2 separate regions of the Mus musculus genome follow, and region 1 is linked to region 2. A link is a loop called in an ENCODE intact Hi-C map of the cell type or tissue named here. Cell type or tissue: gastrocnemius. All regions are shown on one strand. Links, peaks and the distances in the headings refer to the core of each region. The heading gives the core; the rest is flanking DNA.

Region 1 (11,463 bases), core at 1,638-9,637, 97 kb after region 2:
TAAGAGGAAGATAATGTTATGGAAGAAGGAAGGGGAGGATATAGGGGTGAACATGTTCAAAATGTCTGGTATGCTAAGAAAGTGTTTGTGAAACCTAACATATGTAAATAAATATGCACCAATAAAAAATGAAAAGTAAAGAAACTGTAAAGTTTTACAGTCTATAAATAATATGAAAGTTGTAGTGATTTGATTGAGAACTGATCCTGTAGGAGCATATGTCTGAATACTTGATCTGCAGTTGGTAGGACTGTTTGGGAAGTCTCAGGAGGTAAGGACTTGTTGGAAGAGCGGTGTCACTGGGACCAGAAATCTAGATTTAAAAGATGCATGTTATTCCCAGTATGGCTTCTGCCTCCTGCTTGCAGTTTGAGATGTGAGCTTTCAGCTGTTCCTGCTTCTTTATCTTTGCTCCACCATCAAGAACTCTAAACCTTTGAAACTGAAAGCCCAATTAAATGTTTGCTTTTATGAGCTGTCTTGGTCATGGTGTTTTATTACAGCCATAGAAAGGTAACAAATATATAAGTTGGTATCGGGAGCAGGACTGTAACAGACCTGATCATGCTGTGTTTTGGAGAAATGTTGACGGTCTTGGTACTTTGAACTAGGGGAGCATTGAATGGTTTACATAGAGCTTAATGGACCATCCTTGTTGGAGCTTGGAAGACAGTAGTGCTAAGATCTGTGTGGACTGTATAGAACCAGCTCAAAAGGCATCGGGGGAAACAAAGACTTTAACAGCAATTTGGTCAAAGATCATTTCTGTAATAATTTGGCAAAAGTGAGACTGCCTTTTGTCCATGTTTGAATAATTTGTCTAAAGCTAAATTGAGAAATAATACATGAATTTCCTTGGTGGGACAGGTTTCCAGACAGCTTAATATTGAGTCTGTCATGAGGATGTAAAGACAGCCCAATAAGAGTCTGTCACTCTTAAACAGGTCTATAATAAATGAGACCAAACAGGAAAGGAAGAAATAAATGTGCAGTTGAAAGAGAAAAAGAGCAAGGTTTATACTGAAAGAGATAAGGAGATTAAAGATATGTCTGATCCTCATAGGGAGTAAATGGAGGGATGCCTTTGGGTCAAGATCCCACCCAGTTAAGCCGTGAATTTGTGAAAGGAAAAAGCATAAGGAATTTCTGCTCCCACAAACAAACAACAAATCAAAGGTGCTGCAAAAGTAAGTCAAGGAGACCAGGCAGGTAGCTGAACTTGGTCATGCTACTCACATGGCGGGCATGGAGGATATATGAGTAAATGGGTTGAGGAAAAGTTCTGTGCAGTTTAAAAGAGTCCCTAAGACTAGGCAATGTGCAATAGTCAAAGTGAAGCTTGAATTAGATTGACAACTCCAAGATGTTAGGAGTTCTAGAGCCACGGGCTAGCTGCCAAAGATACACACAAGAAGTGTAACTAGCCCAAGAGAAAGATTTATCTTTCAGGTAGAAAAGCATGAGGGACAGAGCCATTTAAGTTCTATGACATCAAAGATAGCTAAATTTGCTTGAATTACATCTTGCTTTGATCCAACATTTCCTCACTATGTCCATTGCCTATCTTTTGGGATGGTAACTTATATTCTGTGCTATTGTTTTTGGATATATATGATTCACCTTTTTTATTTTACAGGAGTCATAATTAAGAGGTTGTTTTGAGTCTCAAAAAAGACTTTTGACTTTGAGACTGTAAAAGACCATGGAAATTTTGATATTGGATTAAATACATTTTGCATTATAATATGGCCATGAGTCTATGGGCAGCAAGGTGTGGATTCTGGTAATTTGAATGACAAAAGCCCCCATAGGCTCATATACTTGAGTATTTGGTCCCCAGATGATGGAACTGCTTGGAAAGGGTTATGAGTGTGGCCTTGTACCACATTTTCTGTATCCATTCCTCTGTTGAGGGACATCTGGGTTCTTTCCAGCTTCTGGCTATTATAAATAAGGCTGGTATGAACATAGTAGAGCATGTGTCCTTGTTGCCGGTTGGAACATCTTCTGGATATATGCCCAGGAGAGGTATTACGGGATCCTCCAGTAGTACTATGCCCAATTTTCTGAGAAACCGCCAGACTGATTTCCAGAGTGGTTGTACAAGCTTGCAATCCCACCAACAATGAAGGAGTGTTCCTCTTTCTCCACATCCTTGCCAGCATCTTTTTAATTGACAAGTGATACATCCATACACTATTCAAGATATTCTCTCTACAATCCATTCACCTTTTAGATGTAACAGTAGCTAGCTTTGTGCTTGGATTTTAATACAAAGAGATGGGATGGAAAAAATTTTGATTCAGGCTATAACCTTGTACTTGTTAGGTTGTCTATTATAAAAAAATAAGTCTCGATGATGTTTGGAAAAACAGGGATCAGTGTATGCTATTGCTAGAAATGTTAATTTATGTTCCCATATAAAAACATTATAAAGTCCTACATGGTAAGAAGAATCATCTACTATAGCTGTAAACTAGTAAGTTTATGAATTATATATAATTACATATGTAGCAAGCAAAAGAAAGAATAACAAACAGATAAACAGACAGATGGATAAATAGAAAGGAAAACATGGTATTAAATCAAATGTTCAGTTTCTTCAGCAGAAACTGACTGGTGAAGTTGAGGCAGCTGCTGGACTTCCCTGGCTGAATTTCAGGCTTCTCTTTCCCACTGCAGGCACTTTTTATATTATGAGATAAGCATAGTCACCTCTGGTAGAAATGCTTTACTTTCTAGTTGTTCTTAAGAACGTGGTGTTTTAACTCGTGTCTCTTACTGTTATCTCCTCTTCCTGGCACAGAATTTAGGGGAGCAGCCAATTTCAGAAAAATAAATCTTGGATGACACTAGAAGACAAACATGTTTTGGTATTAAATGGGTTGCAGGTAACAATTCACTTCCAGAACATAGTTTTCAGTGTGCTCAAACAACACATAAAATTTATTATCATAACATACATCAAGTTTGGCCCAGAACAATAGATTTGATATCTTTCTCGCCTTAATTTGGCTTTTTGGTAGCTAGCTATTACTGTAAGACCAAATTTCAAAACTTATGTACATTTAGTTTGTCTAATGAACACGTACCACATGAATAGTTCCATGTTCTTATCTTTAAAATGAAATGATCGATGCCTGCTCTTATGTACCTGTAAAGGTAGCAAGAGGATTCATTGAATTTAAGAATAAAAGAAGTTATTATGAGTTGCAAATTTACAAAACAAAAATTGTCATTACTCCTTAGAAATTCTTTAACATATCAAAATGAAAGTGGATCACACAATTTAATATCTGTATCTAAAATATATTTATATTTTGGATTCTTTAAACAGTCACTAGCCTTCCGAGCAAATGCATAATTAGGAACTTGATAAATTTGGAATTTTCAATTCTGAGGGTATTATACAAAATTATGAACACAGTGTTTATTTTGCGTGAGTCCTTTGCAAGTGCAAATTAAGAAACATACATAGTCAGCATAGCATTAGGGCTGTGGTGACTGCATTAATACCATGGCTGCTGATTCTCAGATAAGCAAAGCCATTCTTCCTCCAGACTCAGTGCTGGAACAGAACTGAGAAACAAGCTCTTTGCTTATGCTTCTCCATTCTGCATGCTCTCTTACTGACCCATGCCCAAGGGAACCTCAGTATTTAAGCATATTAAGATACAGACATCAAAATTGACACCTAAACATTATTATCTCCATCAGCAAGCGAAGCCAGATGATGAGAGTACCGTGGCGCCCAGAGAATGTTCAGTCATATCTCCTGATGTCATCAGGAAGTGTCAGAAATCTGCAATGGTTATTTGTTAAAGAGAGCACATTAGGGATGGAGCATGCATGAGTTACTCACATTGTTATCTCACAAATCAACTGGCTATAGAGACACTGATGGTGTGATATGCATGTGTTCCTGGATAACACTGAAATGGCTGTGGCTTTGAAAGTTATAGAAATAGCCTCTGATGGCTACTGTGTTATTGAGACATCCAAATAATCATGGTGTACCAACATTATTGATATTGAAGCCCATTTTTTCTTAATACAACACACAAGCTAAAAATAGCCAAAATTCCATTCATGGGAAATTAGCATTTTAGGTTTTATAACAATAGTGAATATTATATAAAATGTGATATCATGGTGCAGATAGAGACAGTAATGACAAGAGCAACATTTATCTGTTTTATAATCTGTTGATTTACTCTATGGGAGTGGTGCTATTTACTGGTCTGTTTCTTGTGACTTGTTCAGTCTGCTTTCTTACAGAACCCAGGACCACCAACTAGGGATGACCCCACCCACAATGAGCTGAGTTCTTCACCATCATCAGTCACTAAGAACATGCCATAGAGCCAGATCTCATGGAAGCATTTTCTCAGTTGAGATTCCCTCCTTTCGGATAACTGTAGCTATATGAAGTTGACATAAAGCTCTGCTGCTTAAGATGTCCTTTTAGCTGTGACAGCTAATGCCTCTGTGCAGTTTTTAATTCTCTGGTGAGGTGGCTCACGCTTGGTCACAAAGGCAAGTGTCCACAGGAGCAGGCAGATATGCTCAAAGTATCATAGCCCTGGATTTAGAACAGATACATTGCTCTGCCATTTGTTTTTCCAATAAAGGTAGAAATTTTAGTGACAAAAAATTAAGGCTGGAGACATGGCTCAGCGGTTAAGAGCACTCACTGCTCTTCTGATGGTCCTGAGTTCAAATCCCAGCAACCACATGGTGGCTCACAACCATTTGTAATGAGATCTGACGCCCTCGTCTGGTGTGTCTGAAGACAGCTACAGTGTACTTACATATAATAAATAAATTTTGGTTTGGAGCGAGCAGGGCCAGAGTGAGCAGAGCTGGAGTGAACAGAGGTCCTGAGTTCAATTCCCAGCAACCTCATGATGGCTTACAACCATCTGTCCAGCTACAGTGTATTCAAATACCTAAAATAAATAAATAAATCTTTAAAAAATAATTAATCTAGATTTCAAGGTCTGTAGATCAAGACTCCATCTGCCATGGAAACTCACACTATAAATTCTGCATTACTGGGAGGGGGTAATTCAGCCATTTTCACAATCTGTTAAAGATTTTTATAGGCTAAGTCTTTGACTCTCAAGATCTACTCAGAAATTACCTACTTTTTTCCTAGTAATCTTCCAGGAGTGAGGACCTAGCACTGTTCCAATAATAATCCTTGCAAAAACTCATTAGTAAACATGCAGAGTGTCCTTCCAGGGACATAGTGTGAAACAGCTTCAATGAGTTGGCTATCTTAGAAGAGTCAAGAGTTTAAAGATGAGGCAGAATATCTGAAGGACCAATAACCAGTAAATTATAGCATAAGCCAGCTAGTGTTCTCGGGCAATGAGGATGAACTAAGCAGGTTGCAATATATTCAGAAGCAAGAACTAGGCTTGATATTACCATTCATGATTCTGTTTTGAAACTGCACAAAATGCACGATCATTTCTTATACTTAATTTCCCTGTAAGCTAACTAAAATAAATTGCAGTGAAGTGTAATGTTTTGAAATAATCCCATAGTTTTCAAGTACTCTTGAGCAACGGAAAGCAACAGGGCTCTGTGTACTTTTCTCCACTGACTTAACACTTATTGTTTTTGCTGCCTGGAAGAGTTCTCTTTAATTGATACTTGGCTTGATATGCTTTTAAATTATTAAAGATTGGAAGCACTCATTAAGTAAGAGATTAAAAGACATGGTAGACATGGCTAATTATTAAAGGCCCAAGAAGGGACATGAAATGCATTTTATCTGAGGCTGCAGTGGACTGTTAAAGTAAATGAATGGTTTAGTGATAAACCAGTCGGAGTTAATCAATTGAGCAAAACTATAGGGAAGCTATTTGAGTCTAGATTTGAAGGGTTTATAAGTAATCGTAGTGAGAGGCTTACAGCTGCTCCCGATTTCTTTAATTTAGACTGCCGAGCTGCTAATTGGCCAGGAAATTGGGCCCAAGCTCTGGAGCTAATGTTGACTAGCGGAAGGCTACTTATGGGTCATTGTGAAGAAAGTCTGGGTTGTCAAGCATTAGCAGGTCAGAGCTGGAGTGATCTGTGATTTAACAGATGTCATGTTTTACTCTGGAGGCAAATCTCTGACAAGGCCTATTGAACTTACTCCGTTTCCCAGTCTCTGCAGTGCTCCTTGAACTCCTAGTAGTGAGCAGTGACTTATTTTTTGCTGCTTACTAACAGAGAATGCTGACTGTTCACACAGCCACTGTTGGCCAGTGAGATTAGTAACATGATACAGAGATTTTCACCACCTAACAGTCTCTGCTTCAGCATGGCTCAGATAGGTAACGACTTGAAGCTATTCTGACCTGACAGCTGTTTAGAGGCCCATTTGAAGGGAACTATTTCTCGGTTTGCCTCCAAACAAGGGGCATGCCACTGCTTGGATTGCAAAATGTCATCTCTGTTGGAATCCTGCATAGCAGTGAGGTTCTCCAGTGACTCACCATCACTAAGGCTAAAGTAACATGTTCCCTAGAATTGGGAACATCTGGCTGGCTTTATGACAAGGGTTTGAACCCTGTGGAAAAATAAATACTGAGTTAGTTTTTCCCTGCTGTCAGGCACTCTACTTATAAGATTAACTACTTCAAGACACCAGGCTACCTTTTGATGTATGACTAAAGTTGACCTCAGTTTCAGAGAAGATATATTTACTGTTCATTTCTCAGCCTTCGGCATTTTTTTTAAGGCCTACATGTTCTGTGTTTTCTAATCACTTATGTAGTAAATCTATCTGATCAGAAATAAGGTTCTTTTGGTCACCTCCTGAATGCTGCACACATTAACAAAGGTGGGGTTCAGTGGTTCAGTCATTGAATACTGGGTAAGTCTTCATAGAATCCATGGGGAGAAGCTTAGCATTCAAACCCCACAACCAAAGAAGAGCCACGTCTGAGAGTGGGATGGAGTGACAAGGAGAGGAATGAAAGACAACATATGGCTGCCAAACAAACACCCAAAACAACAATCAACCAATCTTGGTTTGAAAGCCATATGTACATAAAGAGGCTGTGATGAGAAAGGATACTCTAGCTGTCAGGCTTCAAGTTCCCGAATGTAGCCATACTTCTATATGCATGCCTGAAGACAGGTTAAGGAGTCTAATACTGCTTTCTGTGACATAACTTTATTCTGTCTGTTCTGTGGCTATTTTCATATCCAGTGCATGCCCACTACGAGAAAGAGAATAGGCTATTTCTGACTTTATGTTAAACCTTGTACTTAGAAGTGTACAAAGGTTTCATCTGTGGAATGCATTTCTCAGGTCAAGGCTTCTGAAATCATGGCAACCAGCTGTTCTAGCATAAGCTCTTTGGGGTGGTCTCTTCTTGCCTCCCAGGCAGTGCTTCCTGGAGAAGCAACTCACAGTTCTCCTGTTCCTTTTCTCTACACCCTCAATCTGTTGAAGGTATGCTGAGAACATGATGGTGGATTTTTAGTCATCTCTGAGCTCTTCTGAGCAAGAGATTAAATTTCTATTGTAATCTATGATTGCTATTGATTTCACAGTTCCTTGTTCAAGATAGGGGGATGACTGAGTCATCTGTATCTGGCTCTTAGGGATTGGTAGAAAAGTATGTACTCTGCTTTTCTAGCATTGCCTTTTCTCAAAGGTCTCAATCTTCCTTGAAGTTCTGAAAACTCACAAGCTAAGGTGGAAATTCTGTAACATAAAAGTTGGTCAAAATAAGTCCCTCAAACATCAGTTGATAATGAAGCAAAGGAGCAAGGAGAGTTCTGACTGGATGAGTCTACTTCATTGCACAAGGAACTATGGGAAATTGCCCTCTATGCCCCACACTCATGGTTCAGGAATGTTTGTTAGACTGAAGGACAGAGTGTTTCTGTTTTTTCTTTCCAGAACTTCTGTCTGTCCCTCAACACTTTTTCATGTTCCATTTTCTTTGAAATATGTTTTCTTATTCTATTCAAGTTTAATACAAAGTCAGAAACAAGTTACTATTTCCTAGTAGAGGCATACATTAGATGTAATGACAATCCTAGAGTGGAGGAAAGAAAGATAATGTCACGAAAAGCAATATTAGGTCCTTGATGTACTTTTAGGCACACAATTAGAAGGGCCACATTCAATGACTTGAAACCATATCATTAGGGTGTATACTACTAGCACACCCTTTATTTGCATGCAGCATTTTTAGTAGATGTTGTCAGCCAGTGTCATTAACAACTGTTGACTTCTTTGTGTTTTGATTGAACATTCATTTTTATCTTTCCTGTTGCACATCGATCATTGATTTGCAGATGAGTGCTTGTCTGTTTCTCCTAGTATTTCATGAAGGATTGGAAGGCAAGAGTGACCTTCATGGGTGCCTCAGTGGTTTTTCCTCTTCTATCCTTTTTTTTTCTTTTTTTTTTAAACATAGCTGGATTTTACACACACACACACACACACACACACACACACACACACACACACAATTAACTTTGTTAAATATAATGAATTTGGGGATTTTTTTTTTAATTTCAGAGAGATCGTATCTTGGTCTTTTGAAAAATAAATGACTTAGTTTTTGTTGAAAATAATCAGTAGTGGAAAATTTAAACATACAACAGATCTAGTAATATAATGTTCAGATGCCTCTAATGGTGCCGAACTTTAACAATCTTCATTTGAAAATTCTAGAACATTGTTAGTTTATAAGATGGTGGAGAAATGAAAAGTTAGACTCGTAATGAAGTCAAAGTATACTTATGTGCTAAATCTGCCTTGTGCCAAAACTTGTGGTGCTTTGGTTAACATCAAATTTGCTCCTGTATATACAGCTTTGCACTTCTTCCAAAATGCAAAGTGTGGAGGTTTGCTTGGTTCTATCCAGTTGGGCTTGTGGAATGTTTGTTCTTAAGTGGCTTCAGTGTCCCAATGCCTTGCTGCTGGGTGCTCTGTCCTAGATGACCAGACTGAGCAGCTCTGGCAACTGGTAGGAAATGTAGACTTAAAAGCAATATTTAGGACTTTTAATCAATATCTCCATTCAGCTTGGGCCCCAATGTCCTACATGTGCATTAACTGAACAAAGATCAGTCTTAATGCATGCCATTGAAATTTGGATGATAGAACTGTGTCCAGTACATCAGTGATGGCTCATTGGTTAAGAGCACTTGCTTGCTCTTGCAGATGACCTGAGTTTGGTTCCCAGTACCCACATGGATGGCTCATAGCCACCTGTAACTCCAGTTGCAGAGGATCTCACACCGTTGCTGGCTTCTGAGAGCACCTACATGAGTATAGTGCATATAACACTCTCTGGCAAATACATATATCCCTACAATGAATAAATAAATATTTTAAAAGTTACATGGATTCTGATAATATATCACTAATACTACTTGACAAACAATTATCATGTTCTTTTCTTTTCTCTAAGAAAGAAGGACATACATATTTAACAAAACACCTTTCTGAATGTCTTTCACTGAAGCACAGTCTGTCTTTGGAAATTAGTTTATATCTTCTGAAATTTATTGTGCAACTGACAAAAGCAAATGAAAAAGAAAATAGAATGCCAGGTTAACATAAATTCTTCTTTCTTTTCATTCTATATACAAGTGACTTTTCTATGAAAAAAAATTAAACTAGAAACGACTTTGGAGATTGCTTGGCAACTTCTGCTGAGGTGTTTCCATCTGTCCAGTTTGTATTCTTAGGCCAGCACACTAGACAGCTGCCAGACGGAAACAGGTCAAGATGTGTCAGTGAACCTGATCATTATGAACTTGGGGAAAGCTAAACTGTCTTTTCAGATCTGGGTTTTGATTGATGAGTCATGTTGAAACCCATAGCCATGCAAACCCACAGTTCCATCACACTGTTCTTATACTTAGGTCACCATATGCTTGTTTCATCTTCAGTGTTTCACTCTAGTTCTGTTTATGCCGTTCATTAGCGTGGGGAGGAAGCATACGAGGAATAGAAAGAAAACAAAGCCTCAAAGAGTTGTATCCAGGACGAAAGCCAGCATGAACTGCTCTTTTCTTTTACCTTTTCATCTTTCTTTAAAGCAAAGAAAAACAAAACAAAACAAAATAAAAACCAAACAAACAAAAAATCAACTGTGATTCCTTTTTGCTGATGAAATTTCCCACCTGGTCGGACTTGTGACACGAAGAGCTATCTTGGGTTGTGCGGAGTGATTCAAATTCTTGTTCCTGAGGCACAACACCATTGCTCAGACCAGTAAGAAAGATCTTTGACTTTAAACTCTACAAAGGTTCAAACCAACGCTACTTGGCCTGCTTTGCTGTAGTTTGGGTCTCTTACCATTGCCGGGCTGGCTGCATGGTTCTGAGGCTTTCTCCCCCTAGTCACTCCTAAGTGAGTCAAAGTGAGTGAAATTTTGGCACATCCAAGTCCCTCTAATTACATCAATGGCAGTTTAGTGAGGAGCTGTTCCAGAAGGTGATAGCTTTATCCAGTGTCCTGCTGCAAAGGATTCATTTCCCCGTTTGCCCTCTGCTTCTCCTCTCCACTCAGGTTTCATATTCACTCCCGTGTCTTGGGAGTTGCGCTTTGTACTGGCAGTTATTATCATGTTCATTTTTTTTTCTAACTGACCTTAATTTTTCCCCTTTTCCCTGTCACACTAACACCTGAGGCACACAGAAATAAAATCCCTCCCAACACACCCAACAGCTTGCTGTGCCTTCTGTTTGCATGTTTGACTGCTTGGAAATTAATTAAGAGATGTTGATTTCAAAGTGCCTTTTTTTCTAAGTTTCTCAAATATTTAAACAAATTTTATACACTTTTTTCCCCACTTCCCCTTTCTCTCTGTTTGTAATAAGATTAATTATGTGAGGTGCACCGCTGCTTATCCCCATGAAGGAAAATCTAAAACGAGGGATTTCAGCCTCAAGAAGGCTATTTTGTCCTGTTTCCGATGTTCTAAAGGGATTAATTTACCATATCGTATAGCCCTGGAAGACTGTGATAATTGAAAACATCCATATTCATTGCATGTTCAAAGGGATCTGTCTGACTTTGTAATGTAAAAAGTGCATTTTTAACCTGAACGGGGACCTGCATCTGCTATTGCTTAATCCTATTAGTCGGACATTTCCAAAGCTTTAGTGTATAATCATTAGCTCGTGTTAATCCTGAGACATGCCTCCAGCCTCTGCCTGTCAGGAGGAATCCCTGCAGGGAAATGTGGAGGTGCTGATAGCACACCACCAGCTAATCTTATCTTAAATGCTAGCAGAATCCTCTATCTGTGAGAGCCAGGGAATTAAAAACAAATTTTTATGGGTATTGGATAGCAGGGTTCTCTCTCTCTCTCTTTCTCTCTCCCGGCTCTCTCTCTCTCTCTCTCTCTCTCTCTCTCTCTCTCTCTCTCTCCTCTCTTTTCCACTTCTTTCCTTTTTGTGCTCTCTTTCCCTCCATTCTTCCTTATGTGA
Region 2 (11,463 bases), core at 1,373-9,372:
TAGGATAGGTAAAGATCCTTTCCCAATCTGTTGGTGGTCTTTTTGTCTTATTGACGGTGTCTTTTGCCTTGCAGAAACTTTGGAGTTTCATTAGGTCCCATTTGTCAATTCTCGATCTTACAGCACAAGCCATTACTGTTCTGTTCAGGAATTTTTCCCCTGTGCCCATATCTTCAAGGCTTTTCCCCACTTTCTCCTCTATAAGTTTCAGTGTCTCTGGTTTTATGTGAAGTTCCTTGATCCACTTAGATTTGACCTTAGTACAAGGAGATAAGTATGGATCGATTCGCATTCTTCTACACGATAACAACCAGTTGTGCCAGCACCAATTGTTGAAAATGCTGTCTTTCTTCCACTGGATGGTTTTAGCTCCCTTGTCGAAGATCAAGTGACCATAGGTGTGTTGGTTCATTTCTGGGTCTTCAATTCTATTCCATTGGTCTACTTGTCTGTCTCTATACCAGTACCATGCAGGTTTTACCACAATTGCTCTGTAGTAAAGCTTTAGGTCTGGCATGGTGATTCCGCCAGAAGTTCTTTTATCCTTGAGAAGACTTTTTGCTATCCTAGGTTTTTTGTTATTCCAGACAAATTTGCAAATTGCTCCTTCCAATTCATTGAAGAATTGAGTTGGAATTTTGATGGGGATTGCATTGAATCTGTAGATTGCTTTTGGCAAGATAGCCATTTTTACAATGTTGATCCTGCCAATCCATGAGCATGGGAGATCTTTCCATCTTCTGAGATCTTCCTTAATTTCTTTCTTCAGAGATTTGAAGTTTTTATCATACAGATCTTTCACTTCCTTAGTTAGAGTCACGCCAAGATATTTTATATTATTTGTGACTATTGAGAAGGGTGTTGTTTCCCTAATTTCTTTCTCAGCCTGTTTATTCTTTGTATAGAGAAAGGCCATTGACTTGTTTGAGTTTATTTTATATCCAGCTACTTCACCGAAGCTGTTTATCAGGTTTAGGAGTTCTCTGGTAGAATTTTTAGGGTCACTTATATATACTATCATATCATCTGCAAAAAGTGATATTTTGACTTCCTCTTTTCCAATTTGTATCCCCTTGATCTCCTTTTGTTGTCGAATTGCTCTGGCTAATACTTCAAGTACTATGTTGAAAAGGTAGGGAGAAAGTGGGCAGCCTTGTCTAGTCCCTGATTTTAGTGGGATTGCTTCCAGCTTCTCTCCATTTACTTTGATGTTGGCTACTGGTTTGCTGTCCATTTGTTTCATAACTTCTGTTAGTTTCACTGTGTCCCTGTTTAGTTTCTGTTTCCACGATCTGTCCTTTGAAGAAAGTGGTGTGTTGAAGTCTCCCACTATTATTGTGTGAGGTGCAATGTATGCTTTGAGCTTTACTAAAGTGTCTCTAATGAATGTGGCTGCCCTTGCATTTGGTGCGTAGATATTCAGAATTGAGAGTTCCTCTTGGAGGATTTTACCTTTGATGAGTATGAAGTGTCCCTCCTTGTCTTTTTTGATAACTTTGGGTTGGAAGTCGATTTTATCCGATATTAAAATGGCTACTCCAGCTTGTTTCTTCAGTCCATTTGCTTGGAAAATTGTTTTCCAGCCTTTCACTCTGAGGTAGTGTCTGTCCTTTTCCCTGAGATGGGTTTCCTGTAAGCAGCAGAATGTTGGGTCCTGTTTGTGTAGCCAGTCTGTTAGTCTATGTCTTTTTATTGGGGAATTGAGTCCATTGATATTAAGAGATATTAAGGAGAAGTAATTGTTGCTCCCTTTTATTTTTGTTGTTAGAGTTGGCATTCTGTTCTTGTGGCTGTCTTCTTTTTGGTTTGTTGAATGATTACTTTCTTGGTTGTTCTAGGGCGTGATTTCCGTCCTTGTATTGCTTCTTTTCTGTTATTATCCTTTGAAGGGCTGGATTCGTGGAAAGATATTGTGTGAATTTGTTTTTGTCGTGGAATACTTTGGTTTCTCCATCTATGGTAATTGAGAGTTTGGCCGGGTATAGTAGCCTGGGCTGGCATTTGTGTTCTCTTAGTGTCTGTATAACATCTGTCCAGGCTCTTCTGGCTTTCATAGTCTCTGGTGAAAAGTCTGGTGTAATTCTGATAGGCCTTCCTTTATATGTTACTTGACCTTTCTCCCTTACTGCTTTTAATATTCTATCTTTATTTAGTGCATTTGTTGTTCTGATTATTATGTGTCGGGAGGAATTTCTTTTCTGGTCCAGTCTATTTGGAGTTCTGTAGGCTTCTTGTATGATCATGGGCATCTCTTTTTTTATGTTTGGGAAGTTTTCTTCTATTATTTTGTTGAAGATATTAGCTGGCCCTTTAAGTTGAAAATCTTCATTCTCATCAATTCCTATTATCCGTAGGTTTGGTCTTCTCATTGTGTCCTGGATTACCTGGATGTTTTGAGTTAGGATCCTTTTGCATTTTGTATTTTCTTTGACTGTTGTGTCGATGTTCTCTATGGAATCTTCTGCACCTGAGATTCTCTCTTCCATTTCTTGTATTCTGTTGCTGATGCTCGCATCTATGGTTCCAGATCTCTTTCCTAGGGTTTCTATCTCCAGCGTTGCCTCGCTTTGGGTTTTCTTTATTGTGTCTACTTCCCCTTTTAGTTCTAGTATGGTTTTGTTCATTTCCATCACCTGTTTGGATGTGTTTTCCTGTTTTTCTTTAATGATTTCTACCTGTTTGGCTGTGTTTTCCTGCTTTTCTTTAAGGGCCTGTAACTCTTTAGCAGTGCTCTCCTGTAATTCTTTAAGTGACTTATGAAAGTCCTTCTTGATATCCTCTATCATCATCATGAGAAATGTTTTTAAATCTGGGTCTAGATTTTCGGTTGTGTTGGGGTGCCCAGGACTAGGTGGGGTGGGAGTGCTGCGTTCTGATGATGGTGAGTGGTCTTGATTTCTGTTAGTAGGATTCTTACGTTTGCCTTTCGCCATCTGGTAATCTCTGAAGCTAGCTGTTTTAGTTGTCACTGTTAAGAGCTTGTTCTTCAGGTGACTCTGTTAGCCTCTATGAGCAGACCTGGAGGGTAGCACTCTCCTTAGTTTCAGTGGGCAGAGTATTCTTTGCAGGCAAGCTCTCTTCTTGCAAGGCAGGTACCCAGATATCTGGTGTTCGAACCAGACTCCTGGCAGAAGTTGTGTTCCACTCACTAGAGGTCTTAGGATCACGTGTGGAATCCTGTGTGGGCCCTTGCGGGTGTCAGGCGACTCAGCTGGCAAGGTAGCCCGGGGCTCGAGTGGAGTGGAAGGGGTTTGTGCCCCAGATCAAGCCCGGGTAGCCTGCTTCCCTATGTACCGCAGTTTCAAGTTCCGCGCGATTGGGTTGGGGCAGGCGCTGTGTTCCACTCACCAGAGGTCTTAGGGTCCCGTGGGGAGTCCCGTGTGGGCCCTTGCGGGTGTTGGGCAAGACTCTGCTGGCAAGGTAGCCCGGGGCTCGAGTCGAGCGAAAGGGACTTGTGCCCCAGATCAGGCCCGGGTAGCCTGCTTCCCTATGTACAGCAGTCTCAAGTTCCGCGTGATTGGATTGGGGCAGGCGCTGTGTTCCACTCACCAGAGGTCTTAGGGTCCCGTGGGGAGTCCCGTGTGGGCCCTTGCGGGTGTTGGGCAAGACTCTGCTGGCAAGGTAGCTCGGGGCTCGAGTCGAGCGGAAGGGCCAACCCTCATATTCTTAAGCAAATTGTGGGTCCTGCAAGAACTAAGAATTGTCTGATTAAAACCTTGACATCAGTCCCTGTTAACACACTCAGTTTAGACAGTGGAATAAGACCAATCTATGGCCATGTTAGCCAGCTTTCTGTCACTTTGTCAGAACATCTGAGATACACGACGGCTGGGGATGGGCTTATCACAACTCATAATTATTTCAGAGATTTCAATCCATGGTCAGTTGATTCCACTGTGGTGGGTAGTATATTATGGTGGCGGACTTTTGCAGAGGATCTGTTCAACTGGGCACAGTGTAGAGGCAAAAAAGCAGGAAAGAGCAGGGTGTCTCACTTTATCCTTCAAAGCTGAGCCTTCAGTGATTTAGCTCATTCCCAACAGGCCCCACCTCTTAATGTTCCCATTACCTCTCAACAGCGCTGGAGACTGGGGACTAAGCCTTCAAGACTCAAACTAGAATAATCCTGCTGCAAATGTGTAAGGAATATGTAGAATATTCCCCCTTTTGGGTCTCAGGGAGTATTTTCTGCTGTGTCAGGTGCCCTGGGTGCTGCACAGTGTTCCTTCTCTCAGCCACTGAGATCTTATTTTACAAAATAAACTGTGAATTTTCAGACAGTGGTAGCAGCCCTTCTGAACAAGTGGTTCTTAACCTTCCTAATGCTGTGACCCTTTAATATAGTTCCTCATGTTGTGGTGAACCCCAAGCATAAAATTATTTTGTTGCTACTTCATAACTATAAATTTGCCACTATTATAAACCATAATATAAATATCTGATACATGACCCCTGTGAAAGGGCCATTTGACCCCAAAGGCCCACAGGATGAGAACTGCTACTCTATACATCTATACATCTCTATACATCTCTATCTATAATGAGATTATCACCTTTCCTCTCTCATACAGCCCCTGTGCTTATTCTGTTTCCCCAACTTCCAATCAATCAAATCAGCCACTAAAATAAAAAACTGAAGGCAGATCCCCATTTAGAGATGTAAGATGCATTTTGTTTTCTGATAGTTTGATTTTGCTGGCTAGTCTCCTGAGAGCCATCCCTGCTCCATGGAAGTAGAAGACAGAGGTTACTGGAAAGGTGCAACTGGAACCTTGAAGTGGATCTGCATTGCTTGGACTGTGGCTGTGACCTTTCAGGATTGATTTGAAATTTATTCTGATGGAAACTGAAAGCCGAATATCACTGGTAATGTCGATTTAAGTTCTTCATATATATTTCTGCAAACTTTTGTATGGCCACAGTAGGGTGGCAAACTTCAATATAGCTGTCCAGTTACTGCTCGTTTGAAGACCTGTTTATAATGTCCATTCTCAAAGTCATGTTCATTGTTTTATTTGACGCCCCCTTCTTGCGTACTCCTGGGATTATTTGGGTGGCATCTGTGCTCACCCAGTTTATTACTGCTTGACACTTTGCACATGTAAATGGCCATAAAGTCATCAGCCCTTGTAGCTACCAGACCTGTTTGGGAACATAAGTATAAACCGTTTTCTCTTTTATCCACTTGTGATTTAGGGATATCTCTGATCTATTTCTTTCTCTTTGTTTTAAGATCAATAATTACATTAAAAAGCAAGTATTTACAAAGAGAACAAATAGAGGTCTTTTGATTTTCTGTTCCTGTTTTTCAAGTGTAGAGTTTCTGAACATCAGTTTAAATTTGACTTTGATTTAATAACTCATCAAGGGTCAGATAAGATTTCAATTGAGTAATGCTGATATAGGAGCTGGAGCCAGGCCAACATCACTTGAAGGCCAGGGGAGCACATCTAATTATTGTGACCCAACTGGAGATATGATACCTTGTCCTTTTAAACCAGCTAAGCTAAGGGGAAGCTTGCCAGGACCAGGGTTTGCCAATTTGGCCTTACATGCCCTGAACTTGCTGTCTAGGTTGATTCAGTGGAAAGAACATGGGCTTTGTAGACAAAGCTCAGATTGAATTCTGGCTGTTGCACTTATAACCTTGAGGCCTTGAGCATATTACTTAACCTCTCAGAGTCTCAGTTTCCTTTCTCATAAAACAAGGATTATACCTCCCCTGCAGTGCTGTTTGTAAAGATGAAATGAAATACAATAACTCATGTCTGGTCGCTAGGCTGGCAAAGGGTATGTACTCCAGAACTACCCATTCCTTTATTCTGTTATCTTTCTCAGTAGGTCAGATTAATGATGACCATTTTCTAGCAACTTATTGAAAATAGCTACTTCTAATAATGATGCTCATGCCACTATATCTTTAGTGCTGCAAACAGGAATATAAAATATAGATATAGCAAGATCTTTTCTTAGAATACTTAGAATGCCAATAGTTTCCCTTTTAGACAAGGAATTTAGCTCCTGGAAAAGAAATTTGTCCTGACTTTCTTCTTTCCCTCTTATGTTTGTTTCATTTATTGGCTAATTGACTTAATTAAGTCTCATTTTCTTGCTAGAATAGATAATTTGTAACAGTGCCAATTTCTGGTTCATGGAGGCACATCTCTGTGATGTAGATCAAACAGAAGGATGCAGTTGTGCTGGTCAGTATACAGAATGATGTCATCCATATAGAATGTGATGTGAAAAGCACCCATGGAACTTGTCGTCCGTGGCACTTTAACACTTGTTTCCATAGCTAAGCTCGCTGATCCAGACATCTGAGAGGCAGGCCTGCCCCTGCCAGGCTTGCTTGCCTCTGCCAGGCCTCTCATTTCGGGGAAATAAATTAAACCAGTTGATGACAAGGTCTGGATTATACAATTTCTTTAAACTACAAAGCAAACCTGAAATCTAATAAGGAATGAACACAGTGCAGACAAAATGGTTAAGAATCCATTTCTGGTAACCTTTGTAAGAAAGTTTGAACACACCCATCCCCCTTTATACATTTTGTTTCCCAGCTCCCAGAAGCAGAATCATATGTTACACCTGGCAGTGGGAATTGTAGCACCATATTTTTTCTTATTTTTAAGAGGTGATACCATATTTTTTTTTTAAATGAGGAGATTGGAAAAAAAATAAACAGATGGGTAGAGACTGGTGGAGGGGGATATGGTACTGAGAGAAAATGAGAGAAAGACAGAGCGAGGTAAGTGCTAAAGGGCAAAGCTTCAGTACCAGACACTGAGGTATTTGCATATTCACAATATGTTTCTGGCCGAGAGCATGTTTCTCTGGCATTCTGTATGTATTTCTAGGTCTCTATATTTATCTGTGTCTCTGGCTACATATGTGAGGCTAAGTTTAGAGCTGTGTTTGCTGGATGCTCTGCAGTGGTACTTGAAGAATTCCGTGTTAAGTATTCACTGGCAGTGTGAATAAGCTGCCCTGGCATAGAAGGGGAAGTGGAGGAGGGAGGTGGAGACCCGGCACAGTCTGTGGTGAGGGCCAGCTGCAGACGGAGTCAGTCTTTCAATGCTATTTTCATCATGGGCTTCTGAGCCAGTTCATTTATTTTTGGGTTCCCCTTCATTCCAAATAGAAACAGGTGATACTAAAATGAGACTGTGCCACACAAGGACAGAAGTTTGCCGTGCTTCCTCATGCTATCAGGGAGCTCGAGTGGGATAACTCCAGGGGAAATTCAGAGGACACCTGTTTATTTGAGTTCCATTCCTTCTGTTTCTTTCCTTTGATAAATAAATAAGAAAGAAGGACATTTTGGAAGGAAAGAAGGTGAGGGCAATAAGTTAAAAGAGGTAGTTACCGGATAGGTAGCCACGGCATTACATAGTTTATCCTTGGTTAGCGTGAAGCTGTGCACTTGAGGCCATGTTCACAATGCCCTCATCATGCAGGTCTATATTATACTGGTCACTCAGCCTCATTGATGTTTCTAGCATCAGCTATAGACTAAGTGTATTAGGAACATGCTTATATGATCATTACATACATTGCCTTTTTTTCTCTTTTTTTATTTTTAATATTTTTTATTATTATGTATTTTCCTCAATTACATTTAGAATGCTATTCCAAAAGTCCCCCATACCCCCCCCCCCACTTCCCTACCCACCCATTCCCATTTTTTGGCCCCGGCATTCCCCTGTAAATGAAGGTGTAAATCTAGAATTTTGCTCAAAATTTCTATAGAAAGAAAAAAATTGCCAATAATTTTGCTTTCAATTAAGTGAATTTATTGGTTTTTCTTGATTAAAAAGTAAAGATGAAAATGATAGTATAACATTACAAACACATGGAATATCTACAGTATGGTTTGAACATATCTGAGAATGTATGTTTATGTGTGTGGGTGTGTGAGTGGGTATATGGTTTGAGAGGTGCTGATTTATACCATGTCCTCTCTGTGATTCTAGGCCCATATAAGGCATCTTGTGGACTGTCTCATGCATTCTAAATCATTGTGGTACCCTGTTAAGATAGTTATACAGGTCTGATGGGTGTCTAGAGAATGTTCAAGGCTCATCGTAAGGTTGAACTTCTGGTTATAAATGATTATAGTGAACGATGGAAAGTAAAATCAGCAAAGAGAAGAAACTCCCAAGATGTCCTGAGGACAAGATGCCCACTCCCAAGAGTCTCTTTCCAGTGGAGTCAAAATGGATGTCCCTGATTCCTTTAGCAATTTTACATCCCTTTACAGAGAAATGTAAAAGTGTGTCTAACAGAAAGCTCCAGAGGCTTAAAAGCTGGAGGTTTTGGAACTTGACCATGGGATGGGTATCAGGTTGGGCCAGGTATTGGTTGGTCATTCCCTCGGTCTCTGTTCTATTCCCCATGCCTGAATTTCTAGTAGACAGGATAAATTTTGTATTGAATGTTTTATGGGTGGGTTAGTGTCGCTAATGCTCCACTGGAGTTCCTGCCTGGCTACAGGAAGTAGCCTCTTCAGGTTCCATATCCTCAATGTTATAAGCTAGGCTATCCCCATTGATTCTTGGGTGTCTCCCTTTTCCCAAGTCTCTGTTTCATCCTATAGATGTCCCCCACCTTCTCACCCCTGTCAGTTGCAGATTCCCATTCAATTTCATGGCCATCTATCCATCTCTCCTGTCATTCTCCACACTTGATCCCAAACACCCCATTCCCCTCTCCACCCACTCCCTCGAAGTTCCCATCCTCCATCTGCCTCTTATGACTATTTTACTCCCCCTTCTAAGTGAAATTGAAGCTTTCTTGCTTGGGCCTTCCTTCTTGTTTAGCTTCTTTGGTCTGTGGAGTGTAGCATGGTATCTGTATTTTATGGCTAATATCCACTTATAAGTGAGTATATACCATGTATGTCTTTTAGGGTCTGGGTTACCTCACTTGGGATAAATTTCTCAAGTTCCATCTATTTACTTGCAAAACTCATGTTGTCTTTGTTTTTAATAGCTGAGTGGTATTCCATTATGTAGATGTACCACATTTTCTTTATCCATTCTTCAGTTAATGATACTCTCTTATGCCTGTAGACAGAAGCAGGTTGTCTTCTGAGAGGCTCCATCAGCAACCAACTTAGACAGATACAGATCATCACAATCAAACAGTGATGGAGATTGGGGAGTCTTATGGAAGAATAAGAGGAAGGATTGTGGGCCCTACAGGGGATAGGAACTCTACAGGAATACTAACAGAGTCAAATAATCTGGACCCTTGGGGCTCTCAGAGTCTGAACCACCAACTGAACTACACACATGGGCTGAAGCTAGGCCTCCTCTCACCTATGTAGCAAATGTGCAGCTTGGTCTTCTTGTATGTCCTGAACAACTGGAGTGTGTGTGTGGGTCATTCCACAAGTTGTTGTTTGTACACAGGGTATGTGCTTCTAGCTGGGCTACCTTGTCTGGCCTCAGTGGGAGAGGAAGTCCCAGGGAATTCATTGAGAACAACAAGTCTTCAGTCTCTTGGAAGCCAGAAGAAGTAGGCTCTAATATCAGCAAAGGAATGTCTCAGCAACTAGATAGATAAATTTGCCAGTGAGAGTGAGGGCAAGCAGGGAAGTATCAAAGGCTTCCCTTTTCTGTGTCATTTTATGTGGGCTGCCACAAGAAGGTGTGGCCCAGTCATAAGGTGGGTTTTCCCATATTAAGTGATTTAATCATGAAAATTCTTCCAGGCTTGCTTGGGTTTTAGTTGGTTACAGATGTAGTCAAGTTGGTAAGTAAGATTAGCCATAGAACTATACTAGTAGTTTTTATTTAATTGATGATTCTAATATATTACGGTCAAAGTCATTTGTCATTTCACTACCCAACAACCTTTTCAATTTAGGTTGCTTTCAAAATTGAGATTGTATTGGCACTGGATGATTGAAATTTTCAAGATACTTGAGGTTAAATATCTAAGATAAGATTTTCCACAACCAAGCACTTTAAGGCCAGGGATAATAAAAACACGTTGGAGTGTCCCAAAATGGCCACCAACAACCTCTTGATTCTTTGTATGTACTGCTTCGTCCATTTCAGCAGGGAATGTGAATTTGCTCTACTGTGTCTGTGTTAACATCTTTTCATTTTGTAATAGGATTTTTCTAAGGTGCTACACTGGCTATGAATTTGAGGTTCTGCTAAAACTTCCCAAATACCTAAGATTGTAGCCCTGTACCATCAGACCAAACTTCTCAATGGTTTGCTTTGATCAAAAGACTACAAAGATACCTTATTATATCAGTGCTGGGCCTGGCCTTCATGACTCCTGAGCATCCTCTCTTTTCCTTGGAAGATCAGATACCATGTACAACATCCACTCTATGAATATACCCAGTTGGATGTGTGACAAGACCATAACCCAAGCATAAAGAAAGCCTACCAAAAGCAAGAAGCAGGGTCACAGGCTTGTGACCCTGCTGAATGCTCCGACTGGTTCCAGCCTCTGACACTATCCTAGTTAAGAGCACATGTCAGGGAGTATACACTGTCCAAATTCCTGATTGACAGATCCACATTCAAATGGAACAGATGGATTTTAAGTGATTAAATCGAGGGAAGTTCATCATGTGCTAACCAATAGAACGCAATATCAGTTAACATTTTATTTGCTAACAAAACTAGAATGGCAATTTTGTTTTTAAAATGAACACAAAATGTTCCTTAACATCTATATGAAGTAGCCTATAGTTATTGCTAAATTTCAAGTCATTTTGACACATCAAATCATGAACCACTAAAATTTAATGTTCCTTCCCAAGTAGAAAGTAGAAAACACCATTTCTTTATTTAAACCTTACTGGTTTTACCTGATTTGGATAAGTAACTTCCCTTTGACTAATAATTTTTTTTTGGTTTTCATAACAAAAACTTCATAAATATATGGTGAGAGAAAACTATTACAATACACACCTCCACATGCACTTTGGCAGTTTCAACTATTGTTGTTTACATTATGTAATAATTATCATTTTTGAAGAACCATGCTTGTGATAGTTCTCTATTCATGTGAATCAATCCAAAGAGAGGGAGAAGACATGGAGAGTATCCTTCCTACTACACTCCTGAGACCGCCTTTCTCTTCTCCTTAAGCAGAGGCATATTTTCCACTTAGTGCTCTAGTTAGTGAGCACGAGAATATTGACTCTGAAGCAGAAATGAAGTGATTAGCCTCCTTAAATCCCCAGCAATGGCTGCAGTCAAGTTTCATAAGTGCCTCTGATATAAACATTCCCAGAAACCATTTGCCAAAGGAGCAGCCACTTACAGAAAGGTTGAAATAAAATTTAAACAAGACATTGAACACAGATTTACAATACTCTCATGACAAAAACTGTGGTTTCAAGTTTTTGAGGAGTTTCTGTGGTTTCAACCGAGGACATAGTGTGTGTTGAACATTAGCTATTTGATGCTTAGATGTGGAATCCAAAACCAC

Evidence for each region. A loop is a pair of places that touch in the nucleus more often than their neighbours do. Peaks named below come from ENCODE experiments on the same cell type or tissue, not always from the same donor. Only the 100,000 strongest peaks of a DNase experiment are listed, where the experiment ranks them.
Region 1: it touches region 2 in a loop (6-fold over the local background); 2 of 42 quality-filtered maps call a loop at or near these places.

The regions. Positions count from the first base shown.
Region 1 is chr19:14,123,580-14,135,042 of GRCm38, reverse strand. No RefSeq gene overlaps it. Among named protein-coding and RNA genes, the nearest start is that of Gm31331, 33 kb to the right of the region's middle. In gastrocnemius, for the core only: no CTCF peak of the experiment used is centred there; no DNase peak of the experiment used is centred there; H3K27ac peaks cover 389 bases.
Region 2 is chr19:14,220,807-14,232,269 of GRCm38, reverse strand. No RefSeq gene overlaps it. Among named protein-coding and RNA genes, the nearest start is that of Gm31331, 130 kb to the right of the region's middle. In gastrocnemius, for the core only: no CTCF peak of the experiment used is centred there; DNase peaks (open chromatin) are centred at 5,493 and 6,328; H3K4me3 peaks cover 259 bases; H3K27ac peaks cover 1,651 bases.